Regions from separate parts of the Mus musculus genome. Here all the other regions are linked to region 1. The links are chromatin loops, found by intact Hi-C in ENCODE. Cell type or tissue: heart. All regions are shown on one strand. Each heading gives the region's core, and the rest is flanking DNA. Links, peaks and the distances in the headings are about the cores only. Region 1 overlaps Sgk1 (serum/glucocorticoid regulated kinase 1). Region 2 overlaps Sgk1 (serum/glucocorticoid regulated kinase 1). Region 3 has its middle 5.4 kb from the start of Gm5420.

Evidence for each region. Hi-C counts contacts between places; a loop is a spot of excess contacts. Peaks named below come from ENCODE experiments on the same cell type or tissue, not always from the same donor. Only the 100,000 strongest peaks of a DNase experiment are listed, where the experiment ranks them.
Region 2: a loop joins it to region 1, with 2.2 times the contacts of the local background. A loop is called at or near these places in 5 of 42 quality-filtered maps.
Region 3: a loop joins it to region 1, with 2.1 times the contacts of the local background. A loop is called at or near these places in 3 of 42 quality-filtered maps.

The regions. Positions count from the first base shown.
Region 1 is chr10:21,897,471-21,907,548 of GRCm38, forward strand. All of the region lies in intron 1 of Sgk1 (serum/glucocorticoid regulated kinase 1), which reads left to right. Among named protein-coding and RNA genes, the nearest start is that of Gm46215, 20 kb to the left of the region's middle. In heart, for the core only: no CTCF peak of the experiment used is centred there; a DNase peak (open chromatin) is centred at 5,281.
Region 2 is chr10:21,948,015-21,958,092 of GRCm38, forward strand. All of the region lies in intron 2 of Sgk1 (serum/glucocorticoid regulated kinase 1), which reads left to right. It also overlaps the pseudogene Gm18511. Among named protein-coding and RNA genes, the nearest start is that of Gm46215, 71 kb to the left of the region's middle. In heart, for the core only: a CTCF peak has its summit at 4,781; a DNase peak (open chromatin) is centred at 4,697.
Region 3 is chr10:21,680,428-21,690,505 of GRCm38, forward strand. No RefSeq gene overlaps it. Among named protein-coding and RNA genes, the nearest start is that of Gm5420, 5.4 kb to the right of the region's middle. In heart, for the core only: a CTCF peak has its summit at 5,236; DNase peaks (open chromatin) are centred at 4,464, 5,234 and 5,824; H3K27ac peaks cover 2,009 bases.

The DNA.
Region 1 (10,078 bases), core at 3,249-8,248:
TTTGGTTTTATATGACAGGGTTTCTCTGTGTAGCCCTGGCAGTCTTGGAACTCACTCTGTAGATCAGGCTGCCCTTGAAATCAGAGATGTGTGTGCCTCTGCCTCCTAAATGCTAAGGATCCGGCTCCTTAGCCCCTTTCTTTTGCTCCTTTTGTAGACACCTACCCATCTTCATTTTGACCTCTCTCTTAGCATGACTCCCTGTGAACAGTCTCTCCCATGGAAGCTCCGGTGGGTGTGATTTCTGTTCCAAGTCCTTCTTGGACCTCTGACTGTTTTCTCTTTCCTTTTGGGCTGTCTGGTCCAACCAAACCACCACCAAGTTACAACTCAGGCTTAACCCTTGTCTAACCAGTCTCCCACCACAACTTTCTTCCTCCTTCTCAGTTTCTTTCCGCTTTCATCCACTCCCCTGTCTTCTCTTCTCCCTCCCCCAACACACACAAATCCATCTATTCCTGTGGTCTCACTGTAATCCACACATCTTTCACATGCTCAGCAGCTCTCTGAATACCAACCTCATCTTCCCAGCTGTCTCTTTAATATTCCCATTAAAATACATCTCTCGGGTTCCAATCTGAATGCTCAATTTCCTTCTGCCTAATTTTGTTCCTTCCTCGGTTTTCCCTGTTTCCGTTGTTAGAACCAGAACCAGAACTGTAGAAAGTATCCCACTTTCCTTTCCTTCCAAAACCAATGGCAGCTCATCACAGTATTCTATTTGGAGTATACCTCCAAGACATGATGCTCTGATATAGGGACCATGCTTTCCAGAAGTATTATTGTATATGGACAAATTCTTTACATTGCTTTTGTTTGTTGGTTTGTTTGTTTAATTATGTACTTACTTACTATCAGAGTCTTGTATGGCCCAGGCTGTCCTGAAGCTCACGGTGTAGTCAAGCAAGTTGTAAGATGACAAGCGTGTGCACCCCTTCTGGCTCCCTTCCCGTCACTCTTCTCATCAACAGCATCTCCAGTGTAGCCCAAGTTCACCTCAAACCCTAGATCCTTCTGCCTCTGCCTCCTGAGTGCTGGGGTTATGGGAACGGGCCACCATGTCCTGCCTTGTGTTTTTCACAGCACCCCCCCCCACACACACACACTAACCCATCCCCTACACCCCTCGGTATGGATGACCCACCTCTGCAATCATTGAGGTGTGTATGGGTCCCTCACCGCCTGCCCTCACTTCTCATCACCTCTTCTGTGCTTCTATTACCTAACCTTACCCCCCACTTAGCTAAATTCTCTGTGTTTTCCAGAGCCAGCTGTGGATCCTAAAATTCATCTTCCCAAGTATATGAGTTGTATGCACTGCTGTCTAATTGCTCCTGAACTCCAAGCACCTATTCAAGCAATAACCACCCTTCACTGGTGGACTGTAATGTATTGGTACAAGTAGCATCCTTGGCTCTTAATCCTCTAAGTCTTCAGCAATTCTTCCTCCCTCATGTAGTCTCCCCTCCCCCAGCCTGAAACCTGCTTGCTCAGGGGTGGAGCTTCTTGCTCATTTGTTCTGCCACGCCCACTGCTGGACCATGCCACTTTGCTGTTCCGAAGCCATCACGTTCTCACCCTGCTACTGGACTCCGAGATTATTTGGCGGGAATCGGGTCCCCTCCCCCTTCCTTCATAACTGAATGTCCCGCAACAGTAAAATGGAGCTTTGATCAGACTTTTGACTTGGCTTCGTTCTTTCTTCCGCCCCGTCTAGTTCCTCTCTTGCAGCCCGAGTTGCCATCTCAGTCGAACCGTTCGTTGCGAGCTGCGGGCCGGCCTCAACACCCTCATAGTTCACAACCCTAGAGTGCAGGTTTCCTTGGCTTTGCTGTAGCAGAAGGGAGATTCATCAACAAGACACTCAGTAACCTCCCCACAGTCACACAAACTAGAAGACTCAGTGGATGGCAGGGCTCTCATCATCACATCAGGCTCTTCTCTCTTTGCTTTTGTTGATGTTTGTTTTGTTTTGTTTGTTTGTTTGTTTTTGAGAAAGAGTATCACCTTGTAGTGCAGACTAGCCTGGAATTCATGGAGGCTGGCCTCAAACTTGAAGCAATTTTCTTGGCTCGGCTTCCTGAGCCCTGGCATTGAAGGCATGAACCATCCTGCTGTGCCTGCCTTGCCTGGGAATCTGTTACCTTAAGAACATGATAAAACAGAAATGAAACTATGGTCCTCCTGCCTGCATTGCCAGATTCTTCCATCTAGGAGCAGAAGGACAGCCTCTAATGTCCATACTTCCTTCTAAGCGGCTTCTCTTCCTCACTCCTGCTTCCGGACAGCCAGTACTGCCATCTCCCTGGATTACAGTGCATCCAGGAATCATGGTCCTTCCCTACAAAATGGTCTCCACCTTCCAGCTGGCCTCCTCACTGCCGATTAAACCCCATGGAATCTAGCAAATTGCATTTCTAGAAACACAGGTCAGAACTTGGCATCTCTGTGGTTAAAATATTTCTGTGAGAGTGAGTGGTGGCCTCGGGTTCAATCTCTAGAACAATAAAGATCTATAGACCTGAGCCAATGAGATGGCTTAGGAGGTAAAAGCGCTTACAAGCTTGATGGTGTGAGTTTAATCCCTAGACCCTCCATGGTAGGAAGAGAAGAGGGCAGATTCCTGCAAGTTGGTCTCTGACCTCCACATGCACACCATGATACCCCCTACCCTCCTACATGTGATACACAAATAAATAAACAAACGTTTAAATGTTTAAAAATTCCGAAGGTCCATTGCGCATCTTGATGTCCCACTTTGGGCATGACAGAGCAGGCTGTGCTGGGCCCTTGCACTCCTCTACCTGCCGTTTGTTGCTGCTTCTTTGGTCATTAAGCTCTATTTTCCACCCTACTGAATAACATACTTGTCACCATCTGAGCCTTCTTGCCGTTCAACCATGGTTCCAAAGGAAGAGGAGGGCATTCATCCCTCTCCCAGAATTCATGGACCCCTTGGAGGCATGGAGATGTCTGTGGGTGGAATTCATGACTTACCTAAAAATACATGTATGTGTGTGTGTGTGTTTTGCTAATATAGTTATATTAATGTAATTATAGAAAATATAAATATACATATATGCTAACTAAAAACTAGTGTCTTCTCCCGTCATGGACACCGCCAATGATTCATAGCAGTATTGCTGGCAGGACCTGTAGTTTTGCCATTTGGAGAAATTAAAGGTATTTTTATATCATATGACAGTTATTAGAGGTAGATTTAAATCTTTAATTTATTCCTCTTATTACTGAGAATTTTGTGGTAGCTCTTAGGTTTTCTTTAGGCTGGCTTATCTACATAACAAAGAGTCTAATGTTGTTCTAAGATATTTTTTTTAAAAAGTATTTCGTCAGCTGGGTGTAGTAACACTTTCCACAAGGCCTAAGATCTCAGCACTTAGGACAGAAAGCATGCTATATCCCTGGTGGTGGGCTGTGGAGTTCAAGGCTACATGATAACATGTATCAAAGACCTGAAACAAAACCAGGCAGGGGGGACTTTTGCTAAGGGTACTCTGATCTAATAGATGGGCTTGTGTTCCTAATGAATTTTACTTTATTCATTAAACTCTTATTCTAGGAAGGGACCCTGAGCCTTCCCCAGACTTTTCAGAAGTGTTCAAAGTGCAGAAAGCAGCCCTTGCCTAAATAAAGAAGCCTCCTTGGACCTCAGATTCTAAACCCCTGCCATGGCCAACACCATTTATCTCCTGGGGCTTGTGCAAGGGTGTGCCTTTGAAAGTCCTGTGTCTGACCCTTCAAACCCCAAAGCCATTTCTGTCTCCTTAGCAATGGCTTTTCTCTGGTGGCACTGGTGGCACCGATGTCACTGGTGACATCACTGATGTCACTATAGCCCCTATTACTATCCCTCTACTGAGTCTAGCACAGACCCAGGCTCTTTAAGGGGATCCTAGGACCTTGTTACTTCAATAGTCACAGTGCCCCACATTGAGTTCTCAGGAGCCCTCTGTTCAGTCTTAAGTCACTCTAGCCCATGATAGCAGTGTGCCCCATCCTGAAGCATTCACTCATTCATGTAAATATTTGGAGTCTATGGATCTCAGGGACTGTATTGAATATGAGAGTAAGATAGAGACGAACAGACAGAACCAGCTTTCCTGGGTGTTAACATTCTCAAAAACTAACTTGGTCAATACATAAGACAATAAAATCACAAAAGCATTTTGTGCCTGCTTCTACTTACATGAGGCTTTTTAAAAATTTTTATTTATTCATTGGCAATTTCATATATGTGTTGGAACATATCCTGGTTATATCCAACATAAATCCTTTATCACTTCCCCCAGAGTTCTTTTAATACTTCCCCTAGCAGCTGTCATTGGCTGATAGCTCAGCTAGAGGCGGAGTTTCATGAGATACATTCATTCATGTTGGGTGATTATGGACTTGATCTTGTAGAGGTGGCTATGGCTCCCATGAGTTCACGAGTGCACAGCCTGCTATGTCCTAAAGAGAGCACTTCACCGCACCCCTCCGCATCTTATGGCTCTTAAGTTCTTTCTGTATTCTCTTCTTCAATGTTCTCTGGGCATTGTGGGACAAAGGTTTGACACAGATGTCCCATTTAGGGCTCAGCACTCACTAGTAACTTATTCTCCTTATTTCGACCAGTTAAGATCTCTGCAGTAACTGCTACCCACTGCAAAAAGCAGCTTCAATTTTTGAGATCTTCTCTTTGTTGTATTTATTCACTTCTCTCTCTCTCTCTCTCTCTCCAAAAGAAAGAAAAAGTCAAAAAAGAGAGAAATGGGGGAGGAGGAGGGAGAGAGCTAGAACAGGACCCAGGGGTAGGGAAGTAGGCAGAGAGCTGAGGAGTTGCTATTGGACAGATATGGAGTTTCAGTATGGGAAGGAGTGGGTGGTAATGTTTGCATGATGATATGCAGGCACTTAGTTCTACTGAACAGCATACATTTAGGTCTAGCTCATTTAAAATGTTGAATTTTGGCCATGTGTGCTGGCTTACCTTTATAATCCCAGCTCTTGGGAGGCAGAGTCAGGAAAACCAGGAGTTGGAAGTCATTCTTGAATGTGTTACATCCTGTCTCAAACAACAAGAAATTTAAAGTTTAAGCTGGGAAAGCGATGCCAGAGGCAAATAAAACTGGCAAGAGGAAGAAGGAGGTGGAGGTCTCAGAAGCCAGCCTAGAATTTGCATCTACTGGGCTTCCTGCCGGCTGCTCTTGCTCCAGCACTGGGCTACAGCAAATGCAATCACATACTTGAAGAATCAGCATGGCGTGAATCGTTATGGGACTCTCAGCAGACAGACAGCACAGCTTTGTAACATGCAGTGTTCAACTCCTCGGACCCGGATGCTGCTATGTCTCCACCCAGATGCTGCTATGTCAGACACACTCGTGTAAACCACAAGAGGAATATGGAGGTCTCCAAACTGTCACCAAGTCTAGCTTTATCTTTCTATGTCCACATTTGGTTTAAGCATTATTCTGTCATCCGGGAATTATGAGGCTGTATGAGGAAGTACAATGGCCAGATTTTATCAGATCTCAGGCAACGATAACTGATTTCTATTTTCAGCATTTCCATAAATCACTTTAATATCCATGCTTCCTTGAGTTTGGCTTTATTTAGTTTCTATTCATTCACAGAAGATAACGTACATTGATTCCAAGACTTCCATGTTGCATAAGTGGTCTGACTCCTGTTCTCTTTGACATGTGAGTAGGATCACTTACTTAAGTGTATTACTAGTCCCATACCTGCAAATTGAGTGGTTTGATTTGGAAAGAATCGATTTGGACAGAATCAAAATGGCTGACTTGGCCTAACAAGGTCAACCACACATACAGACTAATTGACTTGGGTTTTTAGTAGTTTGTCCAATAAAACATCCTCCTGTTTGGCTGTAGCCCAAAGATTTCACCATGTTTAGCTACTGGCCTTCAGAAAGGCCCCTGGGACATCCAGTCTAACTCCCTCCACTGTCAGCTCAATAGTAACCGTGGAAGGTGTCAAAGGCTTAACTAACTTCTCTTCAGGGCAATAGCCAGAATCGGATAGCTCTTTAGAAGCTGCCAAATTATGAGCCACCTTCCACATCTAGATCCTTAAACATAGACCACCAGAGTTTAATGCTTCCAAATTAAACACATTCTCTCTTTCTGCTCAAATTCTTTTGAGGCACCCAGACAAAATCATGGTGGATGGATGGAAACACAGCTTAGAAATGAGAGAATGGCCCAACTCTTAGGGATGGAGTATGACTTAGAGAGGAGCTTCCCATGGTCACAACCTGCACAGCAGGTCCAGCTCTCCCATCAGATGGGAACCCTTCACCGTTTTACCTTTGTGAAGAGTTAATGGTGGCAGTCTGCTGCTGTCCCCCTTCCCCTCAATCCCCGTTTTCTTTCTTTGTTTTTTTTTGTTTTGTTTTGTTTTGTTTTGTTTTGTTTTGTTTTGTTTTAGGGGATAGAATGGATATGTGCTCACATCTGGCCAAATCTTGCTGCTGGATTGCTGAAGATAACTTTGAACTATTGATCTATTTCCTTTACCTCCTAAGTGCCATGTGGGTTCCAGGGTTCAAACTCAGGTCTTCAGCCTTGGCAACAAGTACCTTTTACTCACTGAGTCATTTCAATTACCTTTAAGGTCGCCTCCTCCTCCTCTTCCTCCTCCTCCTCCTCTTCCTCCTCCTCTTCTTCTTCTTCTTCTTCTTCTTCTTCTTCTTCTTCTTCTTCTTCTTCTTCTTCTTCTTCTTCTTCTTCTTCTCTGTCTTCTTCTTCCTATTCAAATGCATTTTGCTTTTTTTACCAAAAAGAAAAAAAAAATATCTCACTTTTCTCCATTTACTTGATTTCCTAGAATGTAAAAGCCCTTCCAGGGTGGGGGAGGGGCGTCATTTTCATGATGACTTCCATTTGTGCAAAGTAAGGGACTCTTAGGCAGCTGTTTTCAACTTGTGTCACAACCTTTTTTGGAGTCGAAAGACCCTTTCACAGGGGTCACCTAAGACCATTGGAAAACAAAGATATTTACATTATGATTCATAAGAGTAGCAAAGTTACAGTTATAAATTAGCATTGAATTAGTTTTATGGTTCAGGGCCGTCAGGACAGGAGGAACTTTCCAGCCTTAGGACAGTTGAGAACCATTCCTTTAAGGTTTTGTAAGCGCAATCTTTCCTTTTGTCTACAAAGTAACAAAAGGTCACTTAGTTACCTCTAAGAGTGAATACTTTCTTTTCTCTCTTTTAAAATTTGTTGTTGTTGTTAATGTTTTGAGACAGAATCTTGGGCTGGCCTTGAACTCTGTAACTAAAGATGACCTGGTCCACTTCCCTGGGATTGTAGACATGTGCTACAGCGCTCTGTTTTATGCAGTACTGTGGATCAAGCCTAGGCTTTCATGCATGCTTGGCAAATGTGTAGTAACAGAGCCCCCAAGACCGAATAATTTGCACAAAAGGATTTGTTCTTTGTGTAAGTTCTAATGGCTGGATTATTTGCTCCTGGACTTCTAGAAGAAAGCCATTGCCTTCTTCTCTCTGAAACTGTGGCATACACGCGCACACTGCAGCACACTGCATATCAATATGTAATGTGCAAGATATAAATGGAGACTGTCCACAGAATTCATTACAAGTCTTGGTCTGATGCCCACAGTCCTCAGCAATGGGCTCACTATCAACTCCTCTTCTTCCTCCCTGTCCTAAATCATTCTTTCCTTCCTGCCTTCCTGCCTGCCTTCCTTCAAATATACTGTACTCATTGAGAACTATGTGTTTATCATCTGCCAGGTGTTAGACATAATGTGGCCAACACACACAGATTCTAGGCAGGGCATGCCCCAGGTGGGAAGATATCAGTAATGTCTGGAAGGTGACATATAGACTTATGTATCTAAAGCAGAGAGACCAAAACTAGAGGCTACATTTGAAGAGTGTATTAGTTAGGGTTTCTATTGCTGCAACAAAGCATCATGACCAAAAAGCAAGAAGAGGAGGAAAGGGTTTCTTTGGCTTACACTTCCATAGTTGCTATTCATTATTAAAGGAATTCAGGACAGGAACTCAAAACAGGGAAAAGATCCTGAGCTGATTTGGAGGCCATGGAGGAATGCTGCTTACTGGCTTGCTCTCCCTGGCTTGCACAGCCTGCTTTCTTATAGAACTCAGGACTAACAGTCCAGGGATGGCACCACCCATAATGGCTTGAGCCCTCCCCCCATTAATCATTTATTGAGAAAATGCCTTATAGCTGGATCTCATGAAGGCATTTCCTCAACTGAGGCTCCTTCCTCTCTGGTGATTCTAGGTTGTGTCACCTTCACACACAAAACTAGTTGGTACAGAGAGCAGAGTAGCCTGTAAACAGGATGTGGTCTTGTGGGCGCTGTACATCTAAAGTACAGTGAGATTTTCATTATAGGGAGACCTATCAGCCTGATGTTCTTCCTTAGCCCTAAAATTCAGACAGAACTATTAAGCATAGATAAATTTTTTGCCTCAGGCCAGCTTTTTCTTTTTTTTTTTTATTATTTTATTTTTTTTGTTAACAAAAGGGAGGAGATGTAGTCTCCCCTCCCCCAGCCTGAAACCTGCTTGCTCAGGGGTGGAGCTTCCTGCTCAATCGTTCTACCATGCCCACTGCTGGAACCTGCCGCTTTGCTGTTTGGAGCCGTGCATGTGGTCACCCTGCTATTGGACCCCAAGACTAATTGGCGGGAATCGGGCCCCCTTCCCCTGCTTTATAATTGCGTGCGGAACAGTAAAATTGAACTTTGATCAGAATGACTGTCTTAGCTACATTTCTTTATCTCGCCACCTAGCCCCTCTTCTCTTCCAGGTTTCCAAAATGTCTTTCCAGGCTAAAACCCATGTTGTGATCTGCTGGCCGGACACAACATAGTACAAAACTCTAAACTAACTAAAATAAAACCTTAAATTAACATAAAATATACTGCTAGCAGTTTTATCTGGAGTATATTTGAGAGTATAGATCTGGGGGTATATTGAGTTGAGTCAATTACATCATTGAAATCAGTTTTCTGCTGGCAGAGGCAGGCAGATCTCTGTGAATTTGAGGCCAGCCTGGTCTCTGTATCAAGTTCTAGGACAGCAGAGCAACATAATGATACCCTGTCTCAAAAAACAAAACAAAACAAACAAACAAACAAAACCCAGCTAATTATTTTCATTTTCCCTTTTCCTTTATTCAGTGCAGAATCTATAAAATGATTTCTGAGTTTCACATGCTATCCCTATGGGAAGCACACTTCTCGCCAGACTGTGCACTTCTCAGTAGTGAACGTGGGTTCAATTATTTATCTAGACAGCCCCTCAAGGAATATTCATTTGTCCACGGTAAAGACTGAGTTCTGCTTAAATTCATTGACATTTTCTGAACGTTTTCTAAAATCATACTTTGCAATTTTAACAGGCTGCTCCCCCCCCCCCAACCCCACTTCCCCTTCTAAAAGACACAGCCAGAACTCCACAGTAAAACTAAGACATAGTTTTCTCCCTGGGCTGGGAAGGCTGAGAGCATGGGACCTGTGGAGTAGCCTGGCAAACGGGCTCAGCCACTGCTGCCTCAGACTCGACTCAGGCAGGTGTCTGTTTCCAAAACAAGACCTCCGACTGCAGAGTCACAGCAGGACAAGAGGATCTTTGTGGCTTCACATGGGGTCTGTGGAAAAACTCAGAGGTTAAAGTTGAAATGAAACTGATATCCAAAGGGCCTTTGTAGTTACTGCAGGCTCTGCCGCTCTGCTCTGCCTAGCACCTACAAGGGTTTGTGAGTAAGGAAGTAAACTGTGGTTTCCTTACTGATGGAAACTTCCCAGTGTTGGCTTAGATGTATTGAATACAGAGCCAGAGAGAGGGCTGAAGGGTAAAGTGCTTGTCACTTCCACGACAGAGTTTAATCTCTCAGCCCCTCATGGTGAAAGGAGAGAATAGACTCCAGCAAAGTGTCCTCTGACTTCCATATGCACACTACTGTGTGTGTGTGTGTGTGTGTGTGTGTGTGTGTGTGTGTGTATGTGTGTGTACATGCATGGCTTATAAAACAAAATTAGGGGGCTGGAG
Region 2 (10,078 bases), core at 1,992-6,991, 49 kb after region 1:
ACTTGTGTTCTGGGTCTTTTTTGCTCAGCAAATACAGAATCAAAACAAGGAAGGAGAAATTCAAAGTAACCGAATGCCTGAGTGAGCTGATGCTGTGCAATATTTACACAAGAGAGGTTTGTTTTTTTAACCAATCAAGGCTCTTATTTCTAGACACTGATGTCATTTAGTTAACCCCGTGTGTTTTAGTTGAGGTTTCTATTGCTGCAATGAAAACACCATGACCAAAAAAGTAAGTTGGGGAGGAAAGGGTTTATTCAGCTTACATTTTCATCATGAAAGGAAATCAGGGCAGAAGCTCAAACAGGGCAGGAACCTGGAAGCAGGAGCTGATGCAGAGGCTATGGAAGGAATGCTGCTCACTGGATTGCTCTCCATGACTTGCTCAGCCTGCTTTGTTATAGAACTGAAGACCACAAGCCCAGGGATAGCACCACCCAAGATGGGCTGGGCCTCCCCAACAATCATTAATTAAGAAAATGCCTTATAGCTGGATCTAATGGAAGCATCTTCTCAGTTAAGGTTCCCTCCTTTCAGCTAACTCATTTGTGTGTCAATAAAATCAGCTATCACAACTGGCCCCTTGTCAACTTGACACACAAACACATCACTATTAAGCCCCAACCCTTCCTTTGTTATTGATCCCCAGGATTTCACATTAAAAACATAAATAATTTTATAAGTCCCCCAATCCTTACAAATTCAAGCACATTAAAATTTCAGGTCCTCATTTTCCCCTCTTGCCTTACCAGTAGCTCTGCACTGGGACTGTGTGGTTGGGTGACTGTTTGGTGGCAGTGGCATGTTCCCAGACACCATGGGTGGCTCAGTAGCCAGGCACTGTGCCCTTCACCCTGGAGCACCAGTCTTTCTCCCAGATGAGAAATGGCAGCATATTTCAGCATTTCGCCATGTTCCGATTTATGCAGAGAAGGGTGCATTTCACATGATGTTTGAGGGTCTGCACTGTTCACATGCAAAACTGGAAATTGCTGCAAAGAACCCTTTAAATTCAGCTAAGCAAGATATGAAAAAAAAAAATCCCATTTTAAATTTGTTGCCTTGTGAAGAATACGCCTGAACAGAGGAAGACCCAGGACTCAGTGGCAAACATTCTGGCTGCTGCCATGGCAATGACCCAACTGACACTTGTGAAATTGTAAGCCAGGTGTGTGCAAGAATGTTCAAGAGGGGAAAACGATCACAAGGAACGTTCTGGGCATATTGGCCATGATTGCTGGGCGCAGCCCTGACTGGAAAGTCATTGCCGTTGATGGGGATGACCCAGACGCAGCCAGCTATGACGATGCTTCTGATGTTCCGGCTACTTAGAAGCTACTACGTACAGCCTGGTTTGGGGGGTGTAAAATTCCTGACAGAGAACCAGACAGGTTTACATTCAGTGCAGAATGTAAAGTCATGGATTTTGTAATTGACATTATTTAAAGTGCTCATGACTACTAGAAAGCATCAGTGAGTACGAAAACGGATGGAAGTGGGAATTAGCTGTGTGAAGACCGCGGTGTCAGAGAGCCACTTTATATGCAGTCCTGATGCCGCTGAAGCCATTGTGGATACTTTTACACAGCCATGTGAGTCTGCTGGCTCACGACTGACAGATGTGGATAAGTAGTTCCAGCACCAGAGTAAAACATGACAAGTTTCCCCTGGAATGCAAACTGAAACCACTGTGTTCTGTTCACCTGGAAGCAGTAGTTGCGGAAGTAAAAGTAGCTTTTCAAGGCTTTAAAGGTCTATAACTCACCTAACGAAGCAGACTCTGCGACGAATGTATAAGGCTAGCCATCCAGACACTTGACATCCGAACAGCTCTCTAGCCCTATGTGACACGGAAGTCGCTTGAGCATAGATGTGTTAGGTGAACACATATTGGGTGAGTACGTTTTCTGTGTTAGAAAATAAAATTATTTTGCTGAAAAAAATCTCTCTCTGAAAATCCACAATCTCTTTCAAAAAAAAAAAATCAGTCTTTCAGCTGTGGCAAGAATCAAAATTAAATTAAATATCTTCCTCAAGAAAGAAGAATCAGGAAACAGTTAGAATCTGAACTAAGCAACACAAGGCAAAACTCCAACAGTATAAATAACTCAGTGTCCAGTTATCTGGGATTCATTCACGATCTCTCGGCCTCTTTCAAGGAGCTCTGCCCTCTGTAGCACACACAGCTTGTCTTCTAGGCTCTGCCTGGCTCCGCTCCACTGCTGCTGCTGTTCTTGGTGATCATCCCATGGTACTGGCATCTCCAAAACTCTGGGGTCTTCTGCTGCAACTGGACTGCACTTTCACCAATAGCTTCTCACAGGCTCTCTTCATGGTGCCAAGCCTCAACTTCTTTGCATGACCCCTTCAGTCCTGGGTTGTCACCTGTACTGAGGCTGTGCCTTCACCAACAGCCTCTCCTAACTGCTCGCAGTGCCAAACCTCAGCTGATCTCCATAACCCCTTCATGCCTTCAGAACTAGTATCGCCTGGTATGTCTTACATATTATCAAGTCTGGCTGCGTATGAAGTAAAAAACCGTGGTCGCTTCCGGATCCCAGCTTGTGTGTACTGACCCTGAACAAACACTTACCTCAAGTAATGCCTGTCTCTTCTCAATCACCACTAACTTTTTTTTTTTTTTTTTTTTTTTTTTTGGAGACAGGGTTTCTCTGTGTAGCCCTGGCTGTCCTGAAACTCACTCTGTAGACCAGGCTGGCCTCAAACTCAGAAATCCACCTGCTTCTGCTTCCCAAGTGCTGGGATTAAAGTCGTGTGCCACCACTGCCCGGCCACCTCTAGCTTCTTAGCTCCAGCTAGCCAGTATCTATTGTCCCAGGTTTCACTTCAATGTTGCCAATCTTTTGCTAATTATGGCTGAGTCTTCAGCTCCAGCTGACACGCGTGACAGAATCTCACGTTAAAATAGCAAATGCCCGTGATAGAGTCTTTAAACTTCCCTCTGAAACTTCACAAGCCAGGCCTCCATCTTCTGCATTGCTCTCATCATTATCCTCCAAACTCCTACAGAACAGCTTACCAAGCTCTCAGCACTCAATGGCTTTTCTAGCCTAAAGTTCCAAAATTCCCCCCAAGACAGGATCAAGTCTATTGCAGCCATACCCAACAACCCTGGTACCAGCTTGTTTTTGTTAAGGTTTTCATTGCTGCGACGGAACACCATGACCAAAAAGTACGTTGAGAAGAAAAGGTTTCTTTGGCTCACACTTCCACATCACCGTTCATCATCAAGGGAAACCAGGACAGGAACGCAAATAGGGCAGGAACCTGGAGGCGGAGCTGATGCAGAGACCCACAGAGGAGTGCTGCTTACTGACTTGCTCCTCATGGTTTGCTCAGCCTGCTTTCTTATAGAACCCAGGACCACCAGCCCAGGGATGGACCCCACAATGGGCTGGACTCTCCCCTATTGATCTCTAATTGGGAAAATTGCTTACAGCTGTATCTTATGGAGATATCTTTTCAATTGTGATTCCCTCCTTTCAGATAACTTGTTTGTCTGTTAAGCTGACCTATGACTAGCCAACACACTGTCTCACAAAAGCAAATACCCACAAAAGAAAATAATGAACTTCCCTTACACTCACATGTATAGGTAAACACGCACTAGGGTAATTATCACTTATAGATTAATGAGACTATTTTAAACATCTTTTGTTGTTGTTGTTGTTGTTGTTGTTGTTCTGCAATAGGGTTTCATACAGCCCAGGTTAGCCCTAAACTCTCAATTTACAAGAGGCTGCCTTGAATGGTGATCCTCCTGCCTGTCTCCAATTCTGGAATTACAGACTATGACATCATGCCCAAGTTTGCTGAGCTTTCTGAGAATAAGCCTGTTTATATCGTTGATTAGGTCAGAAGTAATGAACAGTATAGATGGGAAAACCACTGATAATTTGGTTTCTGCAAGGATCATGCTATAAAACTATAAGACACAATGAAATGTTTCTGAGTCTCATAATGAATCGTTCCAGCTATAATTTGATCATTTATTTTTAATATGCCTTCATCCCAGATAATTTAGCAATAAAACTTAATCTTTAGAACATTAAAAATGATATTTAAAAAGAAATGTTGGGGAGGGGGCTGAGGGGCTGTCATGTAGCTCAGATGGTCTGGAAGTCAATAGCTGAGGGTAGCCTTGAACTGGCTTTCCTTCTAAGTGCTGCATTTTACTTTCTCATCAATGCATAATTGTATATTAATCCATCATTATCAATTCCATATTTCACATATTCATATATAGAGACCGAAAAATAAAAAAAAAACATTTTACATTTCCATTGAATTCCACACAGATGAGATAAGAAGACTAGAAAGGACTCACATTTTTCAAGGTGTCCAGCCTTTTCATTTTGGATTAAAAACCAACCAGACACCTAAGGTCAGGAGAAGTCCATAACCAACAGAAATTATAAAAAGAGCAGCATTTTAAAATGAAGGCAGCATGCTGTTCCTAGGCAGTTTCCGAAAGTAATTGATTTCGTGTTTCTTATCTGCAGGTCGGTGGTGGTTTTGGAACCTTGGTCAGCCAGTGAACACTTTTGCACATGTATTTCTTTGAATCCTTTACCAGCTGAGAGGCTGATGTTTTATCAGAGGGAAGTGTAGTGGTTGCTTTTCATAGCAGCACAATACAGTGCTTTCTTTTGGGTGGGACACTCTGTCCAGATTTCCTTTGTACCAGATGGCTGCCTCCCAACACCCAAAGCTCCTGGGATCACTAGGGATCCAGATGTGCTCACTTCTGTAGCTCAACAGCTAGGAGGAGGCAGCTCCCTCCCTGCAGAGTCAGCCTTTAGACTTCATAACCATGGGTAGGCACACTTATAATGTATTTGATCATTGTTCACTTCTGATTTTGATCTGCAAAATAAGCGCCGTGTGGGGTTTTAAAATGTTTAAATTTTAAGTAGATGACTGTGGATAAGGCATTGATGAACACCTGTCAGGGACTCAATCCTGAGTCCCAGGGTTCAAGGCTTCTCCTTTCTTAATTCGCCAAACTTGTCCCTAGTTCAATTATACTGTTTCCATTTGACAAGTTAATTCATTTTGTTCGTTAGTAAGTACAATGCACTTTGATTTTAGGAAAAAAAAAAAAAAACAAACTGTGAATTCACTTCAATGTGCCCCAGATTGGATTTGTTTATTAAAGCTGGTCTGCCTTATTTCCCACTTGTACCAATTAAAAATACTAATTATTTCTGTGCTAGTATTCCAGGACCATCTTTCCACGCATGAAAGTTTTTGAAGGAATCAACATTTTAATAAAACGGACTGGTTTGGGAAATTAGTCTCATTTTAAAATGTTTTATGTCTGTTCTGGAATTCTCCTCTATTGGACGGAGTCACCAGAACCCCGTGATTTACACAGCGTGGCTGTAATTGCTTCAGGAAGGAACATGCCTCAATCTTGCTGCTAACCAGTTTTCAAATGAGGTTTCCGCATTTATTCTCAAAAATCTACTATTTTTCTAAGACCTAATGGCTACTTTCTGAATTCATAAATCAACTCCATTTCTTGTTCTCATGAGGAGTCCTCCAGGTCTGTATGGAGTCCTCCAGGTCTGTATGGAGTCCTCCAGGTCTGTATGGAGTCCTCCAGGTCTGTATGGAGTCCTCCAGGTCTGTATGGAGTCCTCCAGGTCTGTATGGGCAGGAAACAGGTGACTCACGTTTCTGATGTAAAATGGCGGGCGGGCGGGGGATGCAAAGATGATATTCTCAGCTGGCAGACGATGACTTTTCTCAGAGATGGAATGAACAATCTTTGTTTAAAATTTGTAGGAAAAAAAAATCACTAAGTCAGTGCAACAAAGGGGAACTAACTCCATGTTGGGGGAAGGAGACAGATACATTTTTATTGCTATAAACTTTTGTGTGTATGTGGGTTATTTATGATGTGTTATTCTCAATGACAAGTTTGTTCTCATTTAAGTGAGACTGTAAGCCCATACTTCATTTACCCCCTCTGATATCCTGTTGCTTGAGAGAAGAGAATATTTTGGAAGAAAACCATTTCAGTGGGACAGACAATAAGTTAAGTCTCAGAAAGTGAAGGGACGGTAAGAAGGCACTTTCCTTAAAAACTGTGTGTAAATGAAATTTTACTATATGGAAGTGCAGCCAGGGACATTGAACTCCCACACAGGAGAGCATTCACTCAACACTGAGTTCTTAGGTAAGTAACACGGTGGCAGCGTTTGGAACGATCATGGCTGATGCTTGCTGCCCCCAAATAGTGGTGGGAAGAGTAGAACAACTGAGTGTCTGCCTGGGAGCACTCGGGAGCCACCTGCCTTCTGAACTCTGAGAAGAATAACCTGAGCTCAGCATGGAGGGAAACCCAATTAGCAAAACTATCTAAAAGAAAAACCCCTGTGGCACTCACTATTTAGAATAAGGTTATTTTAGAGTTGTTGGCAAGACAATACATTAAGTTATCCTTTAGTGAGTTTTTACAGTTGGTTTTCTTGGGCTGTTGATGGGAACAGCACATGAAGGAGATGCAATTCTAGGAGAGGAAATTAGGCCATTGTTTTACTTTGGGTTTTACTGTTGCTGTGAAGAGACACCATGACCAAGGCAATGCTTACAAAAAACAACATTTAACTGGGGATGGCTTACAGGTTCAGAGGTTCAGTCCATTATCATCAAGGTGGGAGCATGGCAGTGTCCAGGCAGGCATAGTCCAGGAGGAGTTGAGAGTTCTATATCTTCATCTGAAGGCTGCTAGGAGAAGACTGGCTTTCAGGCAGCTAGGATGTGGGTCTTAAAGCCCACGCCAACAGTGACACATTCCTCCAATGCTACACTTCCTAATAGTGTCACTCCCTGGGTCAAACATATTCAAACCATCACAGTCATATTATATAAGATGTGTTAAAACAAAATCGCATGTCTTTAAAAAAAAAAAAAAGAAAAAGAAAATACAAAGTTTCTCGGCAATCCTGGCTGGCTTTAAACGTGGAGGCCTCAGGAAAGTTTGCATAACACATCCCTTGTCCTGAGCTCAGTCACATAAGGGAGATGTTATCTTGGTTTTCGAGGCTCCTGAGAACATCCCTGAACCTAAACCTGTTGATTGTGTTATTTTGTGGTCTGACTCTCTTTACCTCATGCTCCAGGTCTTGCCTGTTTTGTTAGACTTTGAAGATAACCAAACATTTCTCACTGAAACATTCTCTAAATTCAGGTCATGATGTCACATACCTTTAATCTTCGTGCTTGGGGGACAAAGGCAGGCACACCTCTGTGAGTCTCTGGCCAGCCCTGTCTTCACAGCCAGTTTCATAGCTATGGAGACCCTCAGCTCTCTACGTTGTTTTGATCCTTTAAAGTTTCTCATTAAGTTAATAATTTATTTAAATGTAGAATTGTTTTTAGTGTAAATAATAAGGGTATTTAAAGAGCATCAGACTATATAGAAATTATAGCTACATCACAAAACCCTGGGTGTTGTTCCACTATTCTTTTCCTGACATTTTTCCTTTATTCCTTCATGGGTGACTTTCTAGTTTCGTGAGTTTTTTGTTTGTTTGTTTGTTTGTTTCCAGAAAATTTCTGGTCAAAATAATTTTCTAAAACCAGAAATTATCTGCGTACTTGTAAGGCAATAATGTCAATTTCACTTGACCTTAGTGGGATTATAAACAGCTTTAGGGGTGTTTTGGGACCTTTAAATCCAATGTCCAGTTGTTTTTCTCCTCTGGCTGAAAGTGAGGACAGCATACCCAAGTGTGCCAGCTGGAGGTCCTCCACCCCCTGGGAGCTGAGGACCTTAGAACTGTAGCTGAAGGTAGTCTTTTCTCAGATGTGAGCCTTTGGGGAGTTGGAAAGTGCTTCTCTGGCCTGCTGGTTTACTTTTGGAAAGAATCCGTAGGAAAGTTGTCCAACAAAAGTAGTGATTGGAGCCCATAGGGACTTAAAGGAAATCATCACAGAAAGGCGTTGAGGCTCTCTGTCCCCTTTTCCTGATGGTGCAGAACGAACTGAGGGACGAGTGTCACACAGCCTTATTTGAGTACAAGTTGAGCTCCACATTAGAATTACAGACTGAGCGTGATGAGCCTGCATCCAAGGTGGCCCAACAGTCAGTCGACAGGTTTGTCATTTCTGCCCACATCGTTTATTTCTTAGGATGCTGCTTACTTACATTACAGCAATGATGGCTTTCGTCCTTCTACTCCTGAGAACCAACAGACCGGATGGACACTTTATGCTTGTTTGTTTCTTTAATCTGTTGAGATAGGTTTTCACTTAACTCAAGCTGACCTGGAACTTGTTCTAATCCTATCTGCACCCCAGGAATGCCAGAATTGTGGGTTTGGGCCGCTGCGCTCGGCATGTCTTCCCTGGTGCCCAAGGAGTCACAAATGCTAGACAACTCTACCAACTCAGCTACTTCTCCAGTCCAATATATCTGTTCTGTTTTCAATAAGATATGAAAAACAGACAGAAAGACAGCCAGTCAGTGACAGGGGAGAGGAAGAGAGACTGACTTTCAAAGGCAGATTATAGGTAATTTTGAAAATAGAAAGATAGTACATAGTAGCTGTTGTTTAATTGTGTGCATGTGAGCTGGGGTGTGCAAAGACAGGGCCTAGGGTGATTGTGTGGAGTTGCCTCTCTCTCCCTTTACATGGATTCTGGGAATGGACTATAGTTTTCCAGGATTCCCTGAATACAGCTTTACCTGCAGAGCCATCTCGTAGGTCCCTGATTTCTTGTTTGTTTGCTTGCTTGCTTGCTTACGTGCTTGTAATTGAGGTGGTAAGGCCTGTTGATTCATGCTTGTAATCCCAGTGCTTTGAGATGTGGAGACAGAGAGATCAGAGTTTAAAGTCTCATAATGGGTTTAAAAATCAGTCTTGGCTTACAAGGACTCTGTCTTTCCAGATAGAAATAGAAATTATTTGAGAAACTTGGAAACAAAAGAAAAACATACAAATGATCTCAATATGCATTAATTTAAATATTCATCTTTTCCTCCAAGTACAAGTTTATATTATGATTGCTTTTATTTAACATGATATGGATGCTATTTCTCCATATTACTAAAATCACCTCAAAGCCAAGTGTGGTGACCCGAAACTTTAATCTCAATGCATGAGAGGCTGAGCCAGGCGAACATGGAGACTAGCCTGGGTAACCAAGAGCCATGATATCCCAAAACAAACCAACAAGGGCCAGGAATGGTAATATAGGCCCTTAACACCAGGACTGGGGGTGGGGGGGCGGGGAGGCAGAAGCATCAGATCTGGGTGTTCTAGGCCGGCCCTCTCTACAGAGTGAGTTCCAGGACAGCCAGAGCTACACAGAGAAACTCTGTCTCAAAGCAAAATCAAAACCATCCCAAACTTAGAAATGGCCGTTTGCAGATAAACACTTAGTCCACATCTACTCGGTCATTTCATTGGTAAGTGTTAGGTCAGGTTCCTCCTGCAGCTCCATGTTCCTCTTGTTTGTTTGTTGTTTTTAATTGGGGCCTTGAACCCTTGATCCTGCTGCCTTAGCTCTTTGAGTACTAGTGGATTACAGGTGTATGCCACTTAGCCCAGCTAAGTTTATGAATTATTTTTTTAGATTTATGAATTATTTATTTAGGACACATTATCCAAATTGAGATAAATGAGGTAGGATCATTGAACATCTTAAAGCTCAGGAAATATAATGGCTTTCAAAAACGATTAAAAATTAATGTTAAACAGTCTGTGAGAATGCGGGCTTTCGTCAAGCCTGCATTGAAACGTTGCTATTTTAAAATTTAGGTCTGTATATTATCCTGATACCATTTTCTTTCTAAATACAGGCAGTCTAATTAAATATCATTATTGCTAGCCCTTGTCTTTGCATGGGAAAGAAAGATAAGTATGCAGTATTTGAAATCCACGGGTTAGGCATTTTCCCTCAGCTTTTCTCTGTATCTATCACCTGGTGTTTTGGGATGCGCAGTGATGAATCCTCAAACTAATTTCTGATCAGCATCAGCAATCTCTGAGGCCATTTTTCCATCACAGCAAGGGCAGGAGCTTAGCTTGTCTGCAGTAGAATT
Region 3 (10,078 bases), core at 2,347-7,346, 220 kb before region 1:
GGGGATTCATGTATCTAGTGACTGGGTGGGTGGTTGAATGTCTGTGTTATATCGTCTAACATAGTAACCAGAAGGAATTTGACTCAGGCTCTCTATGTCCTCCTTGGCATAACTGCACATGTAAATCAGTGATGCTTGTATTGGTCTACCCTTAGATGCACAGAATCCAGAGATTTTTCAATATCACATTGTTTTGCTCCTTTGGTTACAGCTGAGATGAGGTACAATGAGAATCGCATATATAGTCACGTATCTAGGAAATATGCCACAGCTCTCTGTTAAAACTCTAGATCTTTGATTGGCAATCAAATGCTCCTTGCATTATGTTGCCTTCTTTGATTCTCCTTGTTGGAGACCCTGAGGAACAGGGCACCCTGAGGAACAATCTCTCTACTGGCTGATCTGGGCAGTGGGCGATCAATCCAGGCCAGAGAGAAACCAGTGAAAAGACAGGCTTGGGGCTTCAGCATTCACATGCTCGTGCTGTAAAGAAAACTAACAAGAATGCTATTCAGGCTGGAGCCATTCAGTGTCTCCCTCAGATATCCCACTCAGAACTTACTGGCTGAAGGCTGGGTTGCCTAGGTAACCTCTGGAGACAGCCATGCCTAGCTCTACTCCACTGGCGAGGGTTTCTGTTTGATGTGGAAAAATCAGGTCTTCAGAAGCCTTATCCAGAGAAGCATATTCCTGTCTACTTACCAGTGAGGCTGATCTAACGATTGCATCTCCAGATCTTCCTGCTACAAGGAAATGTTCCAAACATATCCCTTCTGATAACCTGGTTGCTTCTTAGAAATCAGTTTACATCAACATTTGAGTTGTACAACCTAAGTAAATACTGTTTATACTATATTGATCAAACTTCAATAAAGCTTTGCTCTATAAAGACTGTATGTCAAGGCTGAAGAGATTGCTTAGTGGGTAAGAACACTAGCAGCTCTTCCAGAGAACCCAGCACCTATATGGTTGCTTACAACTATGTTATTCTAGTCCCAGGGAATCCAATTCCCTCTTCTGGCTCCTGAAGATCTCAAACATAAAATTACTATGCATGCATATATGAATGACAATAATAATTAAAAGTAATGAATTTAGGAAGGAATAAGGTAAAGAGAGTTGAAGGGAAAGAATGTGGTAAGGGTTAGAGGGAAGAAGGAAGGGAAGAAATGATGTAAAAATATATAATTTTAAAATTAAAAATGATCATGTTTAAATAAAGGAAGCAAAAAATGGTAAATATATGTACATGCATTGTATATGTATATGTATGTGTATGTGTATGTGTATGTGTATGTGTATGTGTATGTGTATGTGTATATGTATATAAGTGTGTGTGTGTGTGTGTGTGTGTGTGTGTGTGTGTGTGTATGCATGCCTATCATGTAGGGCCAGGAATTTAACCTTCCAAAATTATGGGGTATAGTGAACCACCTCTGTGAGGCTATTATCTTCACATATGATGTTGGAAATTAAAGTCTATGAGCATATTTTATGTAAAAGAAAAATGAATATAAAGAAGGAAAGATGGACTGGACATCAGATACAGTTGGAACTCATAAAGGCAAACAATTTTTTTTGTCATTTCTTCTTAATGATTTTTATATTGACTATATGGTGTTCTATAGGAGAAGGACCCTACACACACACACACACACACACACACACACACACACACCACACACACACACACACACACTCAGACCTGGCTGGAGAGTTCTATAAGCTTACAGAGGACCATCCAGAGGATGGTAGGTTGTTGCAGGCCTATCTGCTACCTCATGCAAGAAATGGCCAAGCAGTGAAAGGGCAGCATTCAGAGCTCTAAAATAACTGCAGCTTGCTTCTGCCTCCAGCTCTTGCCCAAGATTCACACTTGTGGCCCCACCTACCCAAAATACAAAGGAAAGGGAGTCCTAGGAGACAGAATTCAGCCTAGTCATGTCTGCTCACTAAACAGCCGTACCTTCCAGTCTGAACTCTCCTACCCCTCCTGTGTCACATTCAGTTTCCACGTTAAGGTTGTGCACTGTCCCCTCCCACCATGATGTATCTCCCAAGTACAACCAAAATCACACTTACCTTTCCTCCAGAAGAAACTCTAAGGCTCTTTTTCTTGACTTTGGAAGATGTTACCCTGTTGCCCAGGTGGCATGCACATCCCCTTTGGTACTCTATCCTATACATATTAAGTTACTACTCATCACATGGCAAGGAGATGTGAGAGAAGACATACAAAGGTAACAGATGAGACATTTATACTTGTATAATTACATATACATAGATAACCGTAACAAAATGAAATAGAAAGGCCCATAATTATTACTTATGTCTGCATGATCACATGGCCACAGATGAACAGTTATAGTCACCTTTTCCCATCTCCCTCCCTCTGATTGCCTGAGTTGGTTGTGGATTCTTGTTTAATGGTGTGGACCGAATCTTTTTTTCTCAAAGGCTCGGGGTCATTAGCAGTTCTGCTAATTGAGTAAGTGGTTTCCCATTGCCTTTAATTACAGTTAAGAGAAGACTGGGAGCAACCTCTAAGATCTTTAGCTCTTTCGCACATGCATGCCTTTGCTCTCTCATGCAGAAACAGTTTCCTTACAAATCAATTCCTTTTCGTCTGTGGGTTAGATGTCATGAGTCAAGAAGCTGGGCGGCAGTCTACTTCAATCAACTCATAGCATGGTTTGAATTGAAGCCTTCCTCTTTCTGAAACTAGTATCCATGGACACTGAGAGCCCAATGCCTCAGGAATTGGACGGATGAGATGTGCTCAGTAGATCACTAGTAGTAATAGTGAGATGTTATTTCCTGACTCCTAAATCCTACTACAGGAGAAACTGAAATATGAATTATATGCTGACCTAGGTGGAACTTTGCATCTAAAGAACAGTAAGTGGGCCTTCAAAAGAATAGTCTGTCCGTCTATTAAGCCAATGAAGACCACAGTAAGATCAATAGCTGGCATGCATGCAGCCACTTCTGTGCCCCCTTTGCCATGGAAGAAGTCTCAATCACGAGTGACACTGTGTGAAATCCGTTACGGTTCTGGTTTGGGGGTGGGAAGGGGTTAGCAGAAATACTGCGGGTGTAGGAGTCAAATGCCTATTCACAGTGAGTCTCTATTCTAGGAAGAGAAAATATGCGTCTCTTCCATGAGGAAAATGATGTGGTGTCAATTAATCTGCTAATGGATGTCTTGCTAGGAACTGGGTGTGGTGCCAAGTCAAGGTCTTGTTGGCTATTTGAAGACTAAGCACACAGCAAATCCCTTTCCAGCTTTTTTTTTTCTTTCTTTTTTTTTCAGAGCAAAGATTATGGTGTGCTCATCAGAGAAGGCACCAAGAAGATGAAGGAGAAGCTAAGGGGAGACAGGTCAGCTTCAAGCCAAGGACCTGCCTCACAGTGGAGAGGCCGGCCAGCAGAAGAGCATGAGGGAGCTAAATGCGTTAGTGTTTCATGTCTCCCTCGCCTTCCATCATTAAAGCCTTTCTTGACAGTTCTCCCTACTCAGAAACATGAAGGAATTGTCAGAAATCTGGTTTAGCTTAAGCACCACACACACACAACTTGGGGTAGATTATTTGAGGATAGAAACCTGTTTGAGATAAAGGAAAGCAGCCCTTGTGCCCAGGAATTCTCATCAATTTTCCTTAAGAACCTGAAAGGTTTTTTTCTTCTTACCTACAAAGCATTGATTCTATAGTGTGTGTGTGTGTGTGTGTGTGTGTGTGTGTGTGTATGTCCCACACTGGGGAGATTATCAAAAGAGATGTTTTTGGAAACATGCTACTTCTTAATAAATAAATATTTAACACTATGAAAATATATTCACAGTAGGAGTGTATTATTTATCAACCAATTCCTAGTGAGACTAAATTTTGTTTAGCTTTAAGATTTCTTTCTCTTTTTTTTTTTATACTGTTCAAAGAATTTGAATTTGCTTTAAAGTGTAAAAATGTGCTGCAGGCAGAAGGCAGTGTGAAATGTTCTTGCATGATAATGAAGAGAAAAACTCAAAAACTTGCTCTCCAGCTCGCCTGTGCCGATGCTCTGAGGTAAATGACTGCAGGGCTTTCAGAATCCACCGTCCTGGGACCGCCCTTTCCTAGGCAAAGCATCCTCCTCCTTCATGCAGTCAGAGGCATTTCCCTTTTGTTTCTGGTCCATTCTCTCAGAGAAAACTGACAACCACCGATAGATAACCTCTTTATTCACCAATTTCCTTAGAAAATGATAAGAAGGGGGTCCTGTCTAGGAAGACAGAGGTGAGTGTATGTGCCAAGCTCCAGCGGGATCGGAAGAGAATTCACCATGGAGGACAGCTACCAGGAAAGCAGCCATGTCTGAGACTGATGGGAGGGTGGTGCTCAGATCAGCCCTTCCTATCTCAGACCCACACATGATTTCCCGATGAAGACATTTGTCCACCCAGCATCGCTGGTGTCTCTAACCATTCCTACCACAGAACAACAGCTGTCAACACCTGCCCCAGACACAGAAGCCAGGAGAGACTGCAAGTGGGAAAGGGACTGCAATACAAAAACAACTCTGTCCTCTTAGGGACAAAATTGCTCCTATCCATTGCTGACTATGTATCATCTTTGACAAGGACTTAACTATGTAACTTCTAATGAATATGATCACTTAATTAAGGAAGCAAGTTGTCACGTGGCTCTTCAGACACCTGGTTCTATGCCAAAAGGAGTCTGGTGGCTTTTCTTTACTAGGGCATTTGAAGTTTAAAATTTCAAATGAGGTTGATGTGGAGAATCAGTGCATGTTAGGGTCACAATAGACAAAGACCTGAATGACTGGACAAAGGAGGGAGGGGCATAAGAGAACGGAAAATTTTAGGGGACTTTTCCACTCATGGGCAGCATACACCCTCATGCAAACAAAGCCTTGAGGCTAAGACCATATTTTTTTTTTAAAGTGATGAAAGATTTGCTAAGGCCTGGGAGGGGGTGAACAATGGCTCTTTTTTAAAATCCTCCAAAATTCAGTCCGACATGCTAGCAGTTGCAGGGGAAAGCCTTTTGTTTCTGTTTCCAAAATGTGAGTTTCCTTCCTGGAGCCCAGAAAGTTTGAGCTGCTGTCTGTCAGAGGCCAGAGAGCTTAACTGTCAGCCTCTCTGCCCTGACATCTGTCCTTGTCCTGAGTCCCTCACGCTGTTAACCAGCCACCTCTGACAGGAGACACTTGGCTCCGCTAGTCAGAGAGAAGCCACCAGGCGGGTTCTGGAACTCTTAGTTTGCTGGGTGTCGCTCAGTAGCAGCCTCCAGTGAGCTGCTCTCCACGGTGGTCTGTACCCGAGTGGGGATGACAAGGACTCCTGACCACACGAGTCTTTGCCACCTGTGTCTTCTTCCCTTCTTCCTCCACGGATTGTTAGAACCACTTAAAAGCAAAACACCAAAAAAAATACCCCTGGTATCTTTAGCTGCTCCAGCTCACTGTGTTCAGATGCAGTTGCTAAGCTCTGTTGGATAAAACTTAGTACTTAGAGAAAAGTCCACACGGAGTTTTGTTGTGGTGGTGGTGTATTGTGTTGTGTGTTTAATTCAGCTGTGGATAATAGAACAGGTTGCCTTTTAAAAAATGCTGTACCCCATCTCCTCCTCCTTTCTCTATCTGACTTCCAACTGCCAGCCAGTCTGGGAACAGCTCGAAGCTCACTGTGGTCATATGCTATACTGTACTTTGGTGCTTAACAACCTTCATCGAGCTGTCACAAACGGATGATCTCATCGGTCCTCAGATGACCCTGAGATGTGGATAGGGTTGCTGGATTCTTTATCACGGGTTCCCACATGAAGAAAGGAGAGTAAATAAATTATATAACACAGCCAAGGTCACTGTGGCAGTGGTGCAACTGGATTCCAACAGAAGCATTCAACTTCCGGGCTGGCCCCCTGGTTTGTTTACCTTTCCACCTTTGTCGATGGGGCCGATCCAACCCTGTTCAGGAAGGTTATGTGCCTCCTTTGAATTCACCGTTTCTCATGGTAAAGGTTAGCAAGAGTGTAGCCACAGTTCTCTGGTCTCAGTACCTACACACATTTGAGAGGTGACAATTTTTTCTGTTTCTATGTTCTGTTTTCATGCTGGCTTATTATTGTCTTTCCTAGCAGGGATTTTCTATTTAAAAGTCATAATGGGAGCAATTTCTTTTATCTCCTTATTTTCTCTCTTCTGTGTTTTCCCTTCCTTTGTCTTTCTTCTCACACTTCCTCTTTGCTTCCTTTTTCTCTCTGCCTGCCTTTTTCCTGCTTCGTGTGTGTGTGTGTGTGTGTGTGTGTGTGTGTGTGTGTGTGTGAGAACATCTCTATGTGAGTATGTGTTATGTGTGTGAGTGTGTGTATGTGTGTATGTGTGTCCGAGTGTCTATGTGAGAATGTATATGTGACTGTGTGTGAGTTGTGTGTATGTGAGTGTATGTGAGTGAGCATGTGAGTGGGTGTGTGAGTTTGTGTGTGTGTGTTGTGTAATTGTGTGTGAGTAAGTGAGTGGGTTGTGACTCTGTGTGTGTGTGTGTGTGCTGCTAATTATGTACTATAATTTCTGGCTAAGGTATAAGTGTTGAGGCCATACGATTTCACAGGCTGTTATTTTGTCAGTGAATTTTTTTAAGTAATAATTTTCTACATGAGTGAAGAGTAGACAATATTTACACTAATCAAAGAACACATATGGTTAAAAAAAATGAAGACAATATAACTTGCAGATTTCTTCAATGGGCAGTGCCACTTGTTCCTTGTCTTCTCAAATGAAGAATTCCATGGAGGGACACGGGCAGTTTAACCACAGGTAGATTTAGCAAAGCAAAGAGGGATGGAGTGGGCTGTTCCAAAGGGGCTTAGAAGGCTGGTGGATTCTGTATGCTGATTTAAGAGGAACGTATGAATATTTATGGATGGATGGCATATTTATGAAGGCGAGGCCAACTTTCTCCTGTCCAAGTTAGGGTAGACTAGATCTCTTATCTAGGGTATTTCTTTTGTAATTCTCTTTAGATATCTATGGGAGGTGGTGGGTGTGGGCCGGTGTTTCAAAGGCATGTAGAGGTGATTGCATAATACAGTCAGTCACAGAATGTGTCATATTGATGGTGTTTGTTGATAAGTCATGTATGGCAGGTTGTTGGCTCGCCTTCCCCCCCCCCAAAAAAAAAAACAATAATAAGAGAGAAGAGATAAGGGGCATTGCAGTGTTGTTTCTCTTTTTATGCTTGTCAGGTTGGGTGCCAGAGGTGAAGCGGGTGGTTAGATAGCAGCTGCACCCTAGAAGCCATGGGTCATGTGATCCGAGCGCAGCTACATACACCAATCATTTCTACTTCTGTACTTTTATCAACGGAATTACAGCAACCTATGTTTTCAGTAAACTTTAACTGCGGGTTTCATTTCACATTTTAAAAATCGTTATTAAAGCATCAGCCTGCTGAAATGATTACACAAGCCTAGAACGGTGCTTCGGGGAGGAGAGATGCGGCTTCTCCGCAGGAGCGAGCAGGGTTTTCAAAGGAAGAGTGGAGGGGAAAGGGCATCGGGGTTTCTTCCACTTTAATATGAAAATCATGAGCATTCATAGGAGTGCTGTCGACTACCTATTAGAAAATGCATGCAGCATGAATAATCTACAGAGCTGACTGCTTTACAGAGATGCTTTTAAAAAAAGAGGGGTTGCTTTTTGCGACCCAGGAGATTTTTGTTGTTTTGTTTTACACCCCAGGTTGTTCTAGAGGGGAGGGGAGTATATGCTTACTATTCAGAAATGAGCCCTCACTGTGAAGTTGGCAAGAGAAAGGAAAAGCCTAAGAAGGGTATTCTGCTCCACTCTGAGTTTCTTTCCCTTTTGGGGCAATAATGGATGGAATGGTTGTCAATACTCCTGAAAATGGAATTTGTTTAAAAGGACTTTAAATGTTATGTTTCTCCCTTAAGGCTGAGTAACAAAGTGTCACTGTGCGAAGTCTTCAAGCTTCCCTGAATGAATAAGGAAATAGATCAGACCACAGAAACTGAGAAATGTCCTGTAGAGTCATTTCGATGACAATTTTATTTTTGAAGCTGGTCATTTAGTACACCCAAGCACGAAAGCTAACAGTGATGAGCAACAGAATTGTCACCGTTAAGCTCATTTTATGTCCAGTAGAACTGGGTTAAAAAACCAAGGACTGTGCTGTCGTCCAAAGCTTGAGCTGTGCACAGGGTTCTGTGAAGGGTCTTGCTCAACTGTCCTGCACGGGAACCTGAGGCTGTTAGCGGTGTCCTTGTGAGTTTTAGCTAGTAGACTCAGGGTGAGGGATGGTGAGTCTAGGACGTAACTGAAACTCTCTGCTCACAAGCCGGAACTGGCAGTTTGTAAAAACAAACTTCTGAAAGGAGTGCAGATGAATGTCATGGCAAGTCAAACTGAACTTGGTGTGATAAACTGAACCCTATATGCCTATAAGAACAAGGAGTTCCAAGGCAAGATATGCCAGGCTTTGAAAAGTCCTCAAACAGAGAGCACAGCATTTGTATCGGACATTTCCTTTCCTCAACTGCTTGCGTGTCTATTTCAATATTAATTTGAATGTGTTTTCTTCAAAACAGAGTAATTGTCTCCAAGTTTTAAAAAAAAAAGTGTGACCATCAAGACTATAAATGCATTGTACTTAGTGGGTTGTTCTAAACAGCAACTCGGTCTCAAAAACAGCCTGGAGCACAAACTTAGGTTGCAAACAAATAACATAGGTATACCGTTTCACCTGTATAATGACAGCAGGTAATGGTAAAAAGCCCATCTTCAGGACCCCATGCATGGCGTATAGCCATGAGGAAAACAATCTATTAGGAAGCTAGAAAACTGGGTTTGCATTCTTCTAACAAGCTAGAGTAGAGAAAGACAGGGAAGTGTGTCTATGCAGTGTCAGAGGACATTACAAGTACTGAGTCGTGGCTACTCTGGTAGAAAGTGTACAAGCCTACGCCCTTATATAACTTGTTAAATTGAATATTAATGGTAGAAGTACTCCTTTAAATGTATGGTTTGTGATTTGAGTTGTTTTAAAAGAAAAGAATCAATTTCTCTGATTTTCTTTCATTTCTTGAAATCTGAACACACATGGGGGATGGGCTTTCGCCAGAGGCGAGTGTGAAGACACTAAAGGGGCAGATTTGCAGGCAAGACGACTACATAAGGGAAAGTAAAATTCAGGGGAAAGTCCTTGGTTGAATGGCTTGTTTCAAGTTGAATGACTGTGGATGCAGCCCAACAGTCAAGGCAGTTTACCATCTGAGCCTAATCCTCCTGCACAATACATCTATCCGATCTTCCCCCATGAAGCCCCTTTCTTATCACCTATGACTCCCCTGTGACCTTCTATTTCCTACCTTTGTGCTGTGGTTATCTGCTTCCTCTAACCTGTACTTTCCTAGGTCTCTCTGATCAACCTCCACAGTTCGACCTCTTCTGAGAAGCCACCACGATAACCTCAATCCGATAGGTCCTGGCCCTTTCCTGAACTCAACAACAGCCAGATTCTGGAAGCCGTTAGCCTGTGCCCCTGATAACACCCACATCTTTGCCACCAAGATCTCCTTCCTCCTATTCGCAGAGCTTGACATATTTCTTGTCTTTTCTGGCAAGTAAATGATTACCGTACCCCCCAGTAGAGGCACATGATTCCTCAAAGCCTGGTTCCGACCCCCCACGTGCTCTTTCTCTCATCTGTAGTTGGCTTGCCAAGGGCCTGATTCCAAAACCGGAATACAGTGATATCAGAGGGTCAGCAGACTTTCCTGTAAAAGGCTAGGTTAAAAAAATTTTTTTTCTTTTTTTTTTTAGAATTTATCTAACTATAGACATCTCTCTCTTCCTCAAGTACCCCGATCACTCTTCTTCGCTCCCAGCTTGCTTATATTACCTAATTCTCCTCAGCTTCTCTACTTTGCCCGGTCCTCAGCTAGAGAGCATCAGGCTCCAACCAACCATCCTAGCCAGAGCAGTCTGTTTTAGGGCCACAACTTCAGAATCTAACAGAAGGCTTCCAAGGGGGACGGAGAATCAAGGGACAGCCTTGGAA